2 separate regions of the Mus musculus genome follow, and region 2 is linked to region 1. The links are chromatin loops, found by intact Hi-C in ENCODE. Cell type or tissue: gastrocnemius. All regions are shown on one strand.

What was found. Peaks named below come from ENCODE experiments on the same cell type or tissue, not always from the same donor. Only the 100,000 strongest peaks of a DNase experiment are listed, where the experiment ranks them.
Region 2: it touches region 1 in a loop (3-fold over the local background); 6 of 42 quality-filtered maps call a loop at or near these places.

What each region holds. Positions count from the first base shown.
Region 1 is chr4:102,481,564-102,489,563 of GRCm38, forward strand. Pde4b (phosphodiesterase 4B, cAMP specific) reads left to right here. Exons shown (of 15, transcript NM_019840.2): 2 at 5,648-5,842. Among named protein-coding and RNA genes, the nearest start is that of Gm52668, 30 kb to the right of the region's middle. In gastrocnemius, CTCF peaks have their summits at 3,433 (motif pointing left), 4,713 (motif pointing right) and 6,686; DNase peaks (open chromatin) are centred at 3,283, 4,711 and 6,804; H3K27ac peaks cover 386 bases.
Region 2 is chr4:102,974,794-102,982,793 of GRCm38, forward strand. Gm12709 (predicted gene 12709) reads right to left here. Exons shown (of 4, transcript NR_040444.1): 3 at 2,399-2,600. It also overlaps a transcript of Sgip1 not described here and a transcript of Tctex1d1 not described here. Among named protein-coding and RNA genes, the nearest start is that of Tctex1d1, 7.6 kb to the right of the region's middle. In gastrocnemius, no CTCF peak of the experiment used is centred here; DNase peaks (open chromatin) are centred at 3,393 and 3,831; H3K4me3 peaks cover 1,418 bases.

The DNA of each region.
Region 1 (8,000 bases):
GATGACAGAAGCAAGGGTAGGGAGTGAGAAGGAGAAAGAGGCCAGGAGAAACATGTTTCAGTGGATGCCAGTAGTCTTTAATTGGTTCAGGAAACACTTTTTTCCCAAAGGATCTGTTATTTGCAAGATTCTGACCCAAATATCTGGGACACAAAAACAGGTAATATTGCCTCCCTTGACTATGACAATGCATTGGGAAGCATTCAAATAAATGGAGAATTAAACAGAGACCTGCAGGTATTCTCATGCTATAGTTAGTCCAGCATATCCATGGGTTTTAGGATGTAGTCAATCGTGGCTAGAAAACAGTTGGGGAAATATGTATCTGTAACAAATATGTACAGACTATATTTTCTTACTGTGCCTTAAAGAATGGAGTATAGTAACTGTGTACCTAAATTTGCGTTGCATTTTATATAATACATAAGCCCTAAAATGATTGGAGTTACACAGGAGGAGCTGTGGAGATTACATGTCAATACTAAGCCATTTCATAAAAGGGACCTAAGCACCCACATCTTTGGGGTTTGGAATGGGATGGGTGTTTCTGGAATTGAGCTCTTGGGAACAGCAAAAACAATTGTTCTACATAAAGAACTGTGAGGGAGCACAGAGGAGAGGCGGCCATCAGTGTGGCACTGCGGTGCCAGAGAGGATCCCTGGAAAAGGTGATCCAAGATGATATTAGAATAGAGCCTTGTACTAGAGGCAGCAGTGGGAAAGGCTGCCAGTTCCAGGAATGTCACTACTGCCCAAGCAGCAGAGATCTCCCACTAAGCAGAAAACAGCTGTTAAAGCTTTAGATATTAGACAAAATTCCCTTGGCTGTGTAGGGATGCCAATGGGACCAGGAGAAGCAGGCCCAACCAAGTAGAGAGGCTGCATACAATGCTCTGGAGATGGGTGAGCAAGCCTGCTAGGATAGGTCTCTTGTCCTGGAAGGAAGGTGTCTTTAACCAGTCCTCGTGTTGGACATGGACAACCTCTTCCTTACAAGCATATGGCTACTCACAAAGTCAGAAATGTATATGCTGCATCCTCCAAATTCACCTGAAATGTCAATGTAACTTCACGAATGGTAGATGTTCAACCTTAACTACACCAGCACCAGTACTACTTGGAATCACAAATACAGTCACCAAACGTAAGATGGTTCTGAAAATTGTGGTATAGCTTGCTAGATGAACAATTCAGCAGTACATGGGAAGTTGTAATTCTAGAAGCCACAGTGAATGGTAAAAGCTTCTAAAAATCTATATTCAAATCAATATGAAAAATGTTCAGATGGGGGCTGGGAAGAGAGCTCAGCTCGTAGATTGCTTGCCGTGGAGGGATACGGACCTGAGTTTGGAGCCTCAGAACCAATGTAAAACCTTGGTGAAGAAACAGTATGTGTCTGTAAGTGCATCGTTAGAGTAGAGGTAGGGGTAGAGACAGGCAGAGAGCCCTGGAAGTACCCTGGTAAATAGAGAACAACCGAGAAAGGCATCTGCCATTGACCTCTGGCTTCTGCATGCATGTGATGGTGGGTAACCACCCCCCCCAACACATACATGCACACCATTCACTCATCCACATACACAATATAGACATATTGTGTGTACACATATATACACATACATACACGTGGATAGAAAATACTGAACTACTAGCAATGGCACTTTTCTTCTTCTATCTATGTTTTATAGAGCTTTCTTATACTGCTTATATAATGCTTGAATCTAAAGAAGCCTAAACTTGAAATGTGTGTCCTGATCAAGGCAGAGACAGGAAATGCCCTAGATAAATGACACTGTTTATGTGTTTGTTTCTACCATTGCGGGTTCCCTTTTCTTCCTGATTGTATTCTGGTTTGTGTGGTATATTCATTTCACTTGTTAAAGCCCCCTTCAGTCTTTCTCTTGGCCATCGCTGCCCCCTTGCTCCCTTGATCTGTGGGATGTATTGTGATGTCTGCCCACTAATTTTTGCTGTGACTGGGGCTGGTGTCTGGTTGGTGATTCACGTTTGTTCCGAAGCCGAACATCTGTGCTGGTTGCTTTGAAACAGTGCCCCAGGGAATGTGAAAGGCCCTTTGTCTCACTGAAACTTCTTCTCTACAACTGAGACCTCTTCCTGGCTTCTTCTGATTTCCAGCAAGCTACCTCCCTTTTGAGTTCAGGCTATGGGGTTACAGGGTAAAGGAGAAAAAGAAAAGAAAACCAAAGAGGAAAGAGTTTGTGTGGGGAGGGATCTAGTGTCAGCTCATATGGGCCCACGTGCTTCGTAAGTGTGGCAGAGCACCCTTCCCCCAGTCTCACTTTCTTCTGCTACTGTTTTGTGAATGTAGCCTCTGCACACAGGAAGGCTGATAGCAGAAAGACAAATGAGCCCTACTAGAAAACTCATGGAAAAAAGTCTTAAGGGTTTTGCATACTTGGCCAGATGCTGATGTAAGTCCAGAGAGCATTGATAGTCATAACAGTGAGTGGCATCACATGAGCACTGACCAAAGCACTCAAGCTACAGACTGCCTGGCATCCCAAACACTCACCTTTTGGTCTTGCCAAACTTGCTGGAGTTTAAGACGTTGGCTGTATGGCCACTCTTTAAAGTATTCTGCTGGTTTACTATGGAAAGGCTATGAACATGTACACCAAAATGAATAATAATGATACCGTTTTACATGGAATTTAGAAGTTCACTTGTAGGCTTTGGCTGACCCCAGTTTCACCATTTAAGAACCTGCCCTCTTTGCCATTAAGAAGAATTCAGAAGGTTGGAGAGATGGCTCAGTGCTTAAGAGTGCCAGCTACCCTTTCAAAGGTCCCAAGTTTGATTCCCAGCACCCACAAGGTAGCTTTTACCCATCTGTAACTCTGCTCTCTTCTGGCCTCCAGGGGAAGGGCCATGCATGTAATGCAATACATATGAACAGGCTAATACACATACAAATAAATAATATACATATGTATAATATATCTATATATACACACACAGACATAATAAGTATATATGAAGAGTTCACAGAAAGAATCAGGACATAAAAGGTTTGCATGTCACCAAGAATCCTTCTTTACAAAGTAACTGTTTAGCTTCTCAGCAGCTAGTAGAGATGTCACTCAAGGCAGGTGTGCAATGTGCTTCATTATACTTCCACTTGTTCTGAAGTACAGGCCAGGAAGGCTGGCAAGAATGTGAATCCAAAGGATTACACACCTGCCTGAGGCATTGGGAAGGTGCCCGTCCCAGACCACTGGGCTTCTGAGAAGATCCGTCTATGGAGCACATAGTAAGTGGCTGCAGCACCTGCTTGGCCCTTTGCCTAGGGCTCCTCATGTGCAGCTTTCTATCAGCCTTTGTATGGAGTCTGAAAGCAGCTTTGATCAACAGTCTCTAGGGTGGCACCATACTCCCTCATCTGGTTCCAAGGGAAGCCAGAGTTCAAGGCAGTCTGCTGCCTCCTTCTGGCTTTTTCAAGAAGGTACTTTGTGTCCCTGGAGAATCATTCAGGAGTGGCCATAGACTGACTCTTACATACCAAAAACAACTTTTGATAGAAAAGAAATGGCATTCCATTACCCAGTATGCCATTGTGTAACTGAGAGTGAAAACGGCTGTAAAGTTATGGAGTGGGAAAAGGCGCCTTCCAGTGTTCCATCAGCAACTAGCTTAGCTCTCCCTCATCCGTGGTCTTTGTATGCTTTCTGCTGCCCATCATCAAAGATGGCTCAACACTATGCAATGGAAAAGTCTAGAAATAAACAGTTCATGAGTTTTAAATAGCATTTATCACAGTATTTCTCATCTCAATAAATTTGTGTGTGTGTGTGTGTGTGTGTGTGTGTGTGTGTGTGCATGTGTACACATGCTTGTGCAAGACAGAGCTCCACATTAAATGGCTTCCTTAAGAACTCTCTGCTTTATTTCTCAGCACCAGGTCTATCTGCAAACCTGGGCTTCACCGATGTGTGTTGACGAGCTGGCCAGTGAGCTTTCGGGACTTGCTTCAGTACTTCCGGTGCTGGAATTACAGCTGTGACCCTGCACTTACTTTTTCACAGAGGTGCTTCAGCTCCAGAGTCTGATCTCTGTGTTTTCACATAAAGAATGTATATCCACAGGGCTATGTCTCCATTTCTCCAGTATAGTTAAGAATTGTCTTGGTCATAGTTGATGTGAATCTCTTGCTGCGACTGATTTGCAAACTTTATCACCAGTGTGTCTATATAGGAAGAAACAGCATGCATGGAGCTGCTAGCATCTGTTTTGTTTGTTTGTTTGTTTTCAGACAGCTGCTTAGGGTCTTAGGATGTATCCCCTTCATCTCAATGAGTTCAGGGAAACCAGCATGTTTCCTTAAACAAGATATTGATGTTTGGTTTTCTCTGTCTTATTTACCTCCAATGTAATGGAATCATATTATAAAGCTTGCAGTGTGTGTGTGGCTTAATGAAATTATATACCAGAAAGTACCTTGTAAATTTAAGAAGTATAAGCAAAAGCAACATACACAGAGAGGGAGAGAGACAGAGAGACAGAGAGAGACAGACAGAGGGACAGAGAGACAGAGACAGAGAGAGACAGAGAGAGACAGAGAGAGACAGAGAGAGCAGATTAGGATTTCTCAGAGGATCATGGCATCTGGATAAACATAAAGGAAACTGAACTAGATAAAAGACCATCCCCGCTCCCCATACCTCTCCCACAGTCTCTCAGCAGTGAGAGACAGCAGGGGGCAGTGTGTGCCTGAGAGAAACTGAGCAAGGTGGGCTCTGTCTATTTGAAGCTAAGTGGAGCTGTGCATCTGGGAAGAAAAACATCTGAGATGATTAAAGCAAACTGGGGAAAGACACACTGCTCTACAGTGCTAGCAAGCTGGGGCAGAAACAAGACACAAAAAACACATAGCTCTTGTTTATGTTCAAGATACCAAACTTCTAAAATAGCACTGGGCTTGAAGGTTCCTTCCTGGGTAAGGGGCACTGATCAGAATCTCCCTGCCCTCGGCTGTGACAGCCTGTGATGGGATTCTTCTCAGCTCAGCAGCCTGGGACAGTAATTTGGTGTTATCAGATTAATTAAGTAATTTATGTGGCTAAATTTACATATGAATATTAAATATCAGGCTGGGCTTCTCTAATCAGACAGCCAGTGTTTTCAGGGTAACACTTTGTTCCCAAAACATTCAGAAATATGCAAATTGGATTCTTTAATGAGGCTGATATTTATGTAAGGGAGAAGTCTTCCAGCTAGGAAGACGCCTTCCCATGATATTTTTGTCTGACACCTAAAGCTATGCTAGATGCTTCCCTCTGGAGCTGCTCATTATCAACAACATTATTTATTTATTTATTTTCCGCTTTCCATTCTGACTCTGTGACAGTCGGTCTGGCTGTGGCGAGGTCATAAGATCTGCCCTCTGGTCCAAATTCTGGGTTGCTATTTATTAATAGTAAACCTGGGTAATGAGTAGAGTATGCGGAACTTGGTTTTCTATGGACAGAACAGGAGGGACTGAAACCAAGAGCTACAGACTAAAAAACTCTCTGCAAAGCTTTGCAGGGTGAGCCTGGCACACAGTGCCTGCCACCTGTAAGTTCTCCATATAGGTGAACTGTCCTGTGCAGTTCTCAACTGACCAGACTCTCCTGTTTTTCCTTCTAAGCTTTGATGTGGAAAATGGCCCTTCTCCAGGTCGGAGCCCACTGGACCCTCAAGCCGGCTCTTCGTCGGGACTGGTACTTCATGCCGCCTTTCCTGGGCACAGCCAGCGCAGGGAGTCGTTCCTCTACAGATCTGACAGCGACTATGACTTGTCACCAAAAGCGATGTCCAGGAACTCATCACTTCCCAGTGAGCAGTAAGTAAAACTCTTCCGGTTCCTCACTGGGTTTGAGCCTCACCCTTGACCCTACTGAAGTAGCAGCAGCAGCAACGGTTGCCATCCCAATGGAGGCAGGAGAGAAACTGAAGAAGTAGCAAAGACATCCATCCATCTTAAGGACTTGCAGAATATAGACCAGGGTTCCCATGGTGTAAAGGAAAACAAATCAAGGCAAGCGCAGTGTTCAGCTCATGTCTGCTATCTGAGAATGTTCACTGGGTTTATTTCCTGACCTGTTCAATTGTTTATAGACTGGAAACCTTAACACCTTTGGCAAATCATACTTGAATATATGGATGTATGAGGTCTAGGACTGGAACAAAAATGGTGGTTGCTTCCTAACCTCCCTCACTGGCCTTGGCTCAGTGACATTTAGGTAAGGGATCACCCAGCCACATGCCTGTGTCCCTTCTGTGAAACCTTGCCATCATACTTATCCTCTGCCTGGCTCCCTGGAGAGATACAGAGCAGCCAAAGCACAGTCAATCTTCTTGATTGGCTCATTCTAATTGCAGCTAACTGTTGGTTTGTTTGTTTGTTTGTTTGTTTAAAGAATGACAAAGGGTTTGTAGTGCCTGTTTGCTTAAGTTTCTGAACCCAAATAAAATTGGTTGCTGAAAGCCATGACTTAAAAGGTTTCTGGGCACACAATCATTTTTAACACTGCATGTTGTGAAACTATCAGTAACTCCCTAAAATCTCCAGTCTGGAAAAGTCCACTAGGTTCTTGTCCTCTGTTAAAAAAAAACCCCAAAACATTCGCCTTCTTGTGAAAGGGGTAAGGAATGTTTTAAAGTTGGCAGTAGGAAAACATTTTGCAGAGTCCCTCTGCTGGTAACTTTTATTGCAAGTACTCTAGTCTAGGAACTGGAGAGCTGACTGGGCTATTAACAGCGTTTGCTCTTCTTGCAGAAGATGTAGGTTAGGTTGCCAGGACCCCCATGGCTGCTCTGAAACTCTGGTTCTAGGAGATCTAACATCCTCTTCTGGCCTCTGTAGATGCTAAACACATGGTATGGTGTACACATATACATGCAGGCAAACACTTATATGAATGTAAGAAAAACAAAAACAAATAAATCTGTTTTTAAGGCAGTATATAGTTATAAAACATTCCAATCATGAGTGGGCCAAAATCCACATTTTTTTACTTTCTTGTAAAAGATCTATTGACTCTCCTATACACTTTGCAGTATGCTAGGCTGCAGGGGTTTAAAAAAATGAGCAAAATAATGTGAAAAATCAAAGATGGGTTACAACCAGATCTCATTCCTCAAAAGTCTGTGTACTCTGAAGGGAACTGCACTAAATGGTGATGTTAAGAGGGGCACACACAGGCACACTAAACTCCGCAGACAACTCACATTGAATGTGCGTGTGCTGTAGGCCAGGTTCCTTTACTCATGCTATCTGTTAGCCTAACATCCAAACCGTAGACACTGCCAAGCCTACGTAGTCTGGATTTTATCATGAGAGAGCAAGGGAAATGCAGTGAACTCAAAGTACGCACACATGCTGTCTCAGGCCATTTTACAAACAAAAGGCTAGCTTTGGAATAAATGTATTTCCACGATTAATTTTTACTCTACTAGTTCCCAAGCTCATTCGAGCCTCCACAAAGAGTCTCCAGCTCATGTAGCCTTTATAGAAGAGGCTAATAAAACCCTAGGTTAAACTCTCCCATTTCCTTATGTGGAATAAAAATGATACAGAGAGTTTAAACTTGAAGATAATTGAAAACTTACAAGCCAGTTCTGACTCTGGCTTATGAAACTACAGTTGTGAATATCTCTGCACCCAGCATTCCTGCCACTTGTGTTATCTCTTTATGATTTCATGGACCACTTAAACATTCCCATACCATTACTATTACCTTTATGTCCCTACTATAGTGACAACTTTGGTTCTGGACAAGCAAGAATTGTGTGTGAAAATTATCTAGCATCGTTCTTTTCAACTTTCTTATTTCTACTAGTTCCCAATAGTGTGGTGTGTGTGGGTGTGTGGGTGTGTGTGTGTGTTGCATGCACATGGGTGTATGGATAACTATGTGTATGTGTCTGTGTGTGATATACATAGGTATGTGGGTGACAGTGTATGTGTGTGTGCATGTGTGTGTGTGTGTGTGTGTGTG
Region 2 (8,000 bases), 490 kb after region 1:
ACATTGTTAATGTCCAACTGAAATAACATTCCTTCTTGAAACACTGTCAATTCTTATGATCAGCCTTTTAGACTGGTCCCATGTTTAGTTTCTGCCTTCTATCCTAAATATGTGTAGTGCCGGGGGCAGGTGTGTGTGTGTGTGTGTGTGTGTGTGTGTGTGTGTGTGTGTGTCACAGATTGTGGACATGTATCATGGATATAATAATTTATTCTCCAAACTGAACTTCTGTCTTCCTCCCTTTATTCCCGGAGTACATTTAGCCTGTGCTAAACACATCTTTTGCCTCATAAGAAAAAAGAGATTTCAGTACAAAGCCAGTGCAGATTAAAGTGACCCTTAATGCTGTTTTAAAGAAAAAGTGGCATATTCGATACTACATCCACCAGTATTTTCCAAATCATGTTTGATTTATTAGCACAAGCAAACATTCATTGTGTTCTGAAACAACGTGGTCCTGTGTCACAGCTGTCTCTCTTCAGATATGGGCAATAACTTTCAAAGTCCTCATGAAACTTAGAGTGTCCCTAAACTGGTCAGGGTCTTTTTAAGTATAAGAGTAGCCCTTAAAAAGCTTTAGGAAACGCCCCGTCTAATTATAATTCACAGCTCCATCGAAGGATATGTAAATCAAATTATATAAGAAAGATCATTGTAGCTTTAAGGGAATTTTGCCCATTGGAAGTGAGTTGTTATGTGTGCTCACTAATATCTTTCAGTGAGTTTTAATTTTATTTTCTAAAGAACTCTTAACCCCACGTGGAAATTGTTTCACTTTTTAAAGATTTGAATCTCTGATCAATACTTCAAGCCCCCATTGTTGAAAGGTTGAACATCCTTGGAGTAATTGACTCTAGTGAAGACTCTTTAGTTATCGTGTCAGAATCCTGTTAGAGCCATGCTGATAGTTTTACGTAACTTTTGGACTGCTATGAAAACATTCTCGTTAGAGCCAAATGCAGTGCACTGTTTTCTCAGCATACACTCAGAGGACTAACCCTGAGGTAGGCTTCGGTTTTTGGTTTTGTTTTTTTTTTTTTTTTTTTGTTATTGTTGTTGTTGGTTTTTTTTTGGGGGGGGGTTGGTTTTTTTTTCTTTTTTACTTTTTAAAAAAAAATAATCATTTTTACATAAAATCAAATTTAAAAGATGTTTATTTAAAATTGTTTGTAGCAGACAGAAATGACATTTATGTTTTCTGAACATAATTCAAAAACTTTAATCCCCTCAGAGTCTGTGAGTTATTACCTGAAAGACAAGCTACCCATAAATTTCCCGCTTCCTAGACTAAGCATATATTAATTCCACCTGACTCAGCCAACTTCATTATCTTATTGGCATCTTTTCTGGCAAAATGAATCTCATGTATTCGTCATCACCTTAAGCTAGTTAAAATAATAAACTGCAAGACTGCCTCAGACCACCCAATACCTGGTGTTTTTCTTCGGAGTGGCTGGGATGACATTTCTTAAAGCTGCATTGACTCCACAGGTTGGTGTTTAATTACTGCTTTTTAAAATGAACATGCATGGAAGAGATGGGTGCCTCTCCCTCTGTCTTCCTACCCCTTCCATCCTCCTGCATCCTCCTCCCATCTCCCCCACACACACCCCCACCCCACTTGGCCCCTTAACTCAGTCAAAGGGACCTGGATAATTGCTGTTGAATGATCATTTTGGAACCCAGCAGGAGCTGCAGCGGTAACACTAGAGCCCTCCCTACTAGCAGAGGAGGAATTTCCAGGGCTGATTTTAGGCTGTTTGAACACTATTGTGTTTCAAATGAAAAGGTTTTCTCATTAGTTTTTCCCTTGTGTAGGGCAAAACCTCTGAATGAAATGACCAGTTTGAATCATCAGTTCCTAACAAGTGGCAGTGTAAGCCATTTGGGTTTTACTGTTAACAATAAGAAACTAAGAAAGGCATCACAGAGAAATGTTGCTGTGTTTCTAACTTAGAGTTATGCAATCCATCGGGTCAGTGAAGATGTTTATCAGTGTGTACTTTGACCTGGTAGTGGCCTTTATTTCAGATTATCCGTGACCCACGTAGCAATGTACACTGACTCTCTGTATAATCCTCTGCTACATGTACCATCGCACAAAACATCTCGGGCATCAAATATTCACAGAAGAAACGGTGTGTTCAAATATTCAAGTATATTTAAATTTTAGTCAGAAAGTCAGTGCCTCGTCTTTCTTCCCTCCTGCTCATTTCAACAGTGTGTGACTTACTGGCCCAGTATGGCTTACTGCTTCCTGTGAGCTCAGCCCGGCAGCAGCAGAGGCTTGCTCCCTCTGACGACCCACCGCTATGAGCTCTCTACAGGGCAAGCAGGACAGAAATGCGGCTGAACTGATTGAAGATAATAATCATGATACCATCTCCATATCACTCACCTTATGAGTTAGTAAAAGTGTGGATATCATTTTTTGTAACTGGTGATTTTTATAAATGTCCTTGCCTTCATAGTCCTTCCAGTCACCCATCTCACAAAATCTTGAATATGCAATTATTCTTCATGACACATTACTGCAAATAGGGTTCCCATTTGAAAATGCAGTTTAATGTAAGTTGTTATTGAATTGTGATTTTTTTTTCCTGGAAAATAAATGGAAAAAATATGAAAATAAACCAAGCTGTGAACCTTTTATTTCCTGCACCTTAAATTTTTACCTACATTTCTGGAAAATGTAATTTCATAATTAAGGAAAAGATGGTAGGCCCAAGGTCTAGCAAAGGCAAGAGCTTTCAAGTGAGAGGAATTCAATTCCATGCTTAGAGACCCAAGCATGTTACATCATAGTTGTAAATATCCTCATAAAAATAAAATAATATAAAATAAAATATAAAATAAAATGAATAGCGGGGTGTGGTGCTAGAGAGACGGCTTAGCTCTAGCTAAGAGAAGAGCACTAGCTGATTTTCCAAAGGACCCAGGTTCAACTCTCAGGACCTACATGGCAGCTCACAACTGTCTGTAATTCCAGTTCCTGGGGATCTGACACCCTCACAGAAACATTCACGTAGGCAGAAAACCAACGTGTGTAAAATAAAAATAAATCATAAAAATGTTTTAAAAATGAATAACGGGTTTTCTACAACAACAGGTCTTTAGGTTTAAATGAGGTAGCAGCTATTGGTCACTGAGCAGATATCAACCTAGTTGGTAGTAGTCAGTGGGCAATTCTTTCCTGCTCTTATCTTTGTGTAAACAGGGCTAGGGACTGGCTTTAGAGCCCTTAACACCTTGCTGGAGTCCCGATGCTAATTACCGTCCTAGCTCCGGCGGACCAAGAGAACATTTGTCAAGCATCCTGCTGTATTCTGTGGGCGGCGTCCTGTCTTCGTTCCTAAATACCTTCACCACAGCGCTTCTGCAGCTTCAGTAGTCTGGGGTCCTCCGAGGGCTTGAAGGAGCGCAGCCTGCTTCTGTAACCAGCAGAGTTTTAAATCCTGTGCTCCTAGGTGCGTCCTTTAACGTTCTAGTTCTCGGTGAGCTACTTCTATAAAATCATTTTGTGACAGAGTTTTGTGGCAACTGAACGGCTGCACAGCATCTGTTAGCAGCGGGGGGGGGGGGGGGGGTGAAGAGTGTGGGGGGGGGGGATGTGGGAGGGGGAATGGGCAGCTTCTAAGTCTTCAGGTCTGTTCAGGTCTGGGTTGTCCTAGAAAATTTGCACGTTTCCCACTGGCATCCCTGACGTCCTCAGGGGGAGAAACATGATACAGGGCTCTGGGGGCACATGTTCACAGTCAGACCTGGCAACCGTACAAGGCAGCAGGACTGGGAAGGCTCCAGAAGACAGAGATGGTGGGATTCCTAAGATGGCTCGGAGGCCCATCGTGCAGGGGAGGGGCGGCCCTGGCAGTGTTTGAGGAGGTCACCCTGGAGACGCCCTAGGTGCCCACAGGGACTGCTCGACCAAGCGATGCCGGAGGCAGCAACCGGTCTTCTGCAGCTCTGCTGAGGACGATCCCAGGTCCTGGTGGTCCGACCTGCCACCCAGTGCAGAGCAGGTATGTGCAGGCTCTTGGGGACAAAGCGTCCAGGAAAGGAGGCTGGGGAGGAAACAGCCTATGTGGGGGAAAAGGCGATCTCTTCATCCAGCCCAAGAAAACCAGAAAAAGTGGTCCCAAGTTTGGTCTTCAAAGCGCGGTGAGCTCATCTCATCTGCAAATGCTGGTCGCCAAAGGTCTTTGCTACTTCCCTGCACTTCTGGGGACCTCTGAATTCCCATCTGGGTTCTCTCTAGGGAGAACTAGTCTGAAAGCCGAGTTGGGACCCGCTAATTTTCGCGAACTGACAAGCATGGGAGGTACCCTTACGTTAGGAATGGAGCGCTTAGTTCTTCTGGAAGGGAAGACTCAGTAGAGGCACGCTTTACTATTGAGTAAACTACTCAATTGAGTAGCCGACTATTGAGTAAAGCAAGGTGAATATTCCAAAGAGACAAGCACAGGTTGTGAAGGGGTCCGGAGGGCGCAAAGGGCTCCTCCTAGAGGAATTCAAAGTTTATGAATATTTATGAGATAGATAGCATATTCATGGCGTTAGGTGATAGGTTTTTTGTTTTTGTTTTTTCTCCCAACTTATAATAAACCTGACCTCCCTTTTAGGGAATTTCTTCCTATGATTTCTAGAAAGAGCCCCAAAGAAGGTCAAAATCACAAAACAAGGCCATGGTCTTAAAGTGGGTACACACTTCGATATTGTGCATGTGTAAGTCGATAAGCTGATGCTTTCACTTAGCGCTCTGACTATCAGGAGACTCCACTATCATAATACAGCTGTCGTTCTCTTGGGTAATAGACCTCTGGTTCCCCCTTAAGGCTGTTTTAGTGCCACAATTGACCTCATAGCTCTGTTCCTTGCAATTTTTTTTTTAAACTGAAGTTTCACGATGAAAGATGGGGCCAGGTTTTCCAAGACTGGTAGTCTCCACAAATAGGAAGCAGGCCCAGCTCTCTGAGGAACTGGGAACTCCCAGTGCCACCTCTCCAGACTGTCTACTGTATCCAAGCACAAACGCTCCCACCACGTTGCCTCCAACACCACGACAGCAAATATTAACTAGCGAGCTTATAACAAGATTAGATTCAGAGAAAAATAAAAATGTTGGCTTGCAGCGCAGGACAGCATCTTTCTATAGTTGCCCATCTTTCCAGCGTGACTTTCTCCCACTCCATCAGTTAAGCATTTGGGCTACAAATTAGTCTCCTTGTGTGAATGATATACACTACTGAATAGAAATTGTCCTATTTCCAGTTGTACTGGCACAACAAAATAATTACTTACACTACACATTATTGCTCTCCGGGAAATCTCAGGACCCCCTTCGAAAGGGTCATACAAGCAGCGGGGTCCTCCGCCTAGGATGAAATCTAACTACAAAAACTAAAAGGTTTTCATATTTTTCCCCTTTTTTGCAGCATCAGTTTTTCCTATAGTCTGTGACAATGTCAGCATTGGCTAAAGAGAAACTGTTTCTTGCAATGAAGAAAAGGGGGAGCATGTGTTCCCCAAATAATCGTGAGTTCCGACAGAAGGAAGGTCACTGGCGCATCAAACAGTGAGTACCTGGATGTCTAGCATGTCCAACTGTGAGCAATGTTTACCAAGAGCCAAAAACATTTTCCTAGGAATGGAACAAGGTAGAAACTGGCAAATACGGGGCTCCACTGGTCCTTGGAGCCATAATTAAGATGAAAGAGGAGGCTTACATTGATGCTTAGAGCATGTTTGGTGCTTTCAAAACTACCTCTCACCATGTAAAAAACAAAAGCAAAATACAAACATCTATACTGCAGACCAGCCACCCTCACAAGCCCCTTAAATTCTTCTCAATATTATGAAACTGCATAGTTGTATAGTTTGTAATCATCATCACTGATTTAATACAAATTTTGTACTATATTTTCAGTCTTTATTTATATCCTCTTAAATGGCTATATAATATTTTATGAATGTGTAGCCAGGATCAGTTTATCATCCCCACATGATTGGACATTTTCAATTTGTCGTCTTCTTCTTTTTCTTCTTCTTCTTCTTCTTCTTCTTCTTCTTCTTCTTCTTCTTCTTCTTCTTCTTCTTCTTCTTCTTCTTCTTCTTCTTCTTCTCACTGTTTTGCTTTGCAAAACAGACCAAGGTTGATTACAGTTGTGGAAGACAAATCTTTTTATTATCAAAGTGCTTCAGCTGGCGCCCATGCTCATTTACAATTTGACCAAGCCAGCTCAGTCAGTCAACATGTTCTCCAGGAAGGGAGGGAGGATTAAAAAGAAAAGAGACAATTACACAACACTGTAGCATGACCCCATCCAGTTCTGAGGCTGAAGCGGGTTTACTTTTTTCCAGTATGCTTTTATATCATTCTAGGTACATACGAAGAATATGGTCAGTCCTAAGGCATAAACAGAGGTGTTAAAGGAACAAACAAAGCACAGACAGGGTAGGTAAGGAACAAACAAAGCATAGATGGAAGGTCCCAAGATTACTGTCGTCAGGGTCTTAACAAGACCCATCAAGATACAAAGAACACATTCCTCAGCTGTATTCATCCTGAGCCTACTTCCAAGTCCTAGCCCAAAGTCAGATTCCTGCCAAGTTTCTAGAAGAGGCCCCAAAAGCGCTCCACAGCAGTTCCACTTTCAGTCCTACAAGTTTGTAGACTGCTAACACAGTCTTGTTTTTATTTTTATTTTTTTTACATGGTTGGAAAACTGAGTATACCAGAACAGAAACCCACTGCAGGTCAGAGGAAGGATGCTACAGCTACAGTAATTAATTCCTGCTTCTGAGCCTCAGCAATTCTGGCTGTTCCTTCTTAAACCACTACAAGTGTTCTCCCATGCACTCTCTCTGTCTTTTGAGGTTGGGGCATTGGTGAGTAAACCCAGAGCCTCTGGCACATTCTACCACTGAGCGACACCCCAGCCCTCCTTCTGTGTTTACCTCATGGCTGCTAACTTGCCCAGACTGGACTTGGGCTCTCTTTGTTCTTCCAAACCACGGTAGAGAATCATCTGAAATCAGGGTGTGGTCAAATTTAAAGAACTAACTTTGTATCTGTGCAGGAAGGGAGAGCTCTTATGTCATGCACAGCACGTGTGTGACGGCCAAAGGTCAGCTTTCAGGATGTGGTCTCACTTCCATCATGAGGATTAGGGGATCAGATCGTGCCAGGTCATGAGACTTGTCAGTACCTGTCTTTAACCGCTGAGCCATCTCATAGCTCTAGTTTGTCCCCAGCAAACCACGATTCTTACAGTATTGGTGATTCTCTTTCATGTGCGTCTTCAACTGGTAGGAAAGTTATGAAATATTAGTGGCTCTCTGGTGGAGATGTGATTTGACATTGACAATGTGTCTGGAGATGATACATCTTTTTCTTGAAAATTAATTGAAAGCACCTTTTCAAAAACTAATGTCAGCATTATAAGTCATCTCCTGAAGGACACTCAAGACCTGAACATCATCTCGTTTACCACCCCCCTCCCCACCACACACATATACACACATACACACATACACACACACACACACATACACACACACACACACACATCCTGCTAGGTCCTTTCGTTCTTTCTGTTTTACTGTGGAATAGCTGAGTCTTTCAGGTCAAGCAACTTGTTACAATGGCAAACATCCAGTCCCAAATTCAGAGAGAGGCTCCAGGGACCCCAGGCGCTGCCCCATCCTCCCCACTCCTGTGGGCATGCTGCCCTCTGTCTGGCCGTACCGTGCTCTCCCTCAGTGTTCTGTCTGGCCCCAGCCACTGTTGGAACCCTACTCCTTGTATGAAAGGTTCCCCTGTCTTCTGCTTTCCTTCCTTCTCCTTCCTACCTCTTCAGGAAGCTCAGTTCCTATCCTTGACCACACCCATCTGTAACCTGAGGAGCCACTTTTCTGTCTGTCTGTCTGCTCCTCCTTTTCTTCACAGGCCTGTGTGTGGTGGGTTTGGTGGTGGTAGTGGTGAAGGTACTGCTGCTGTTGTA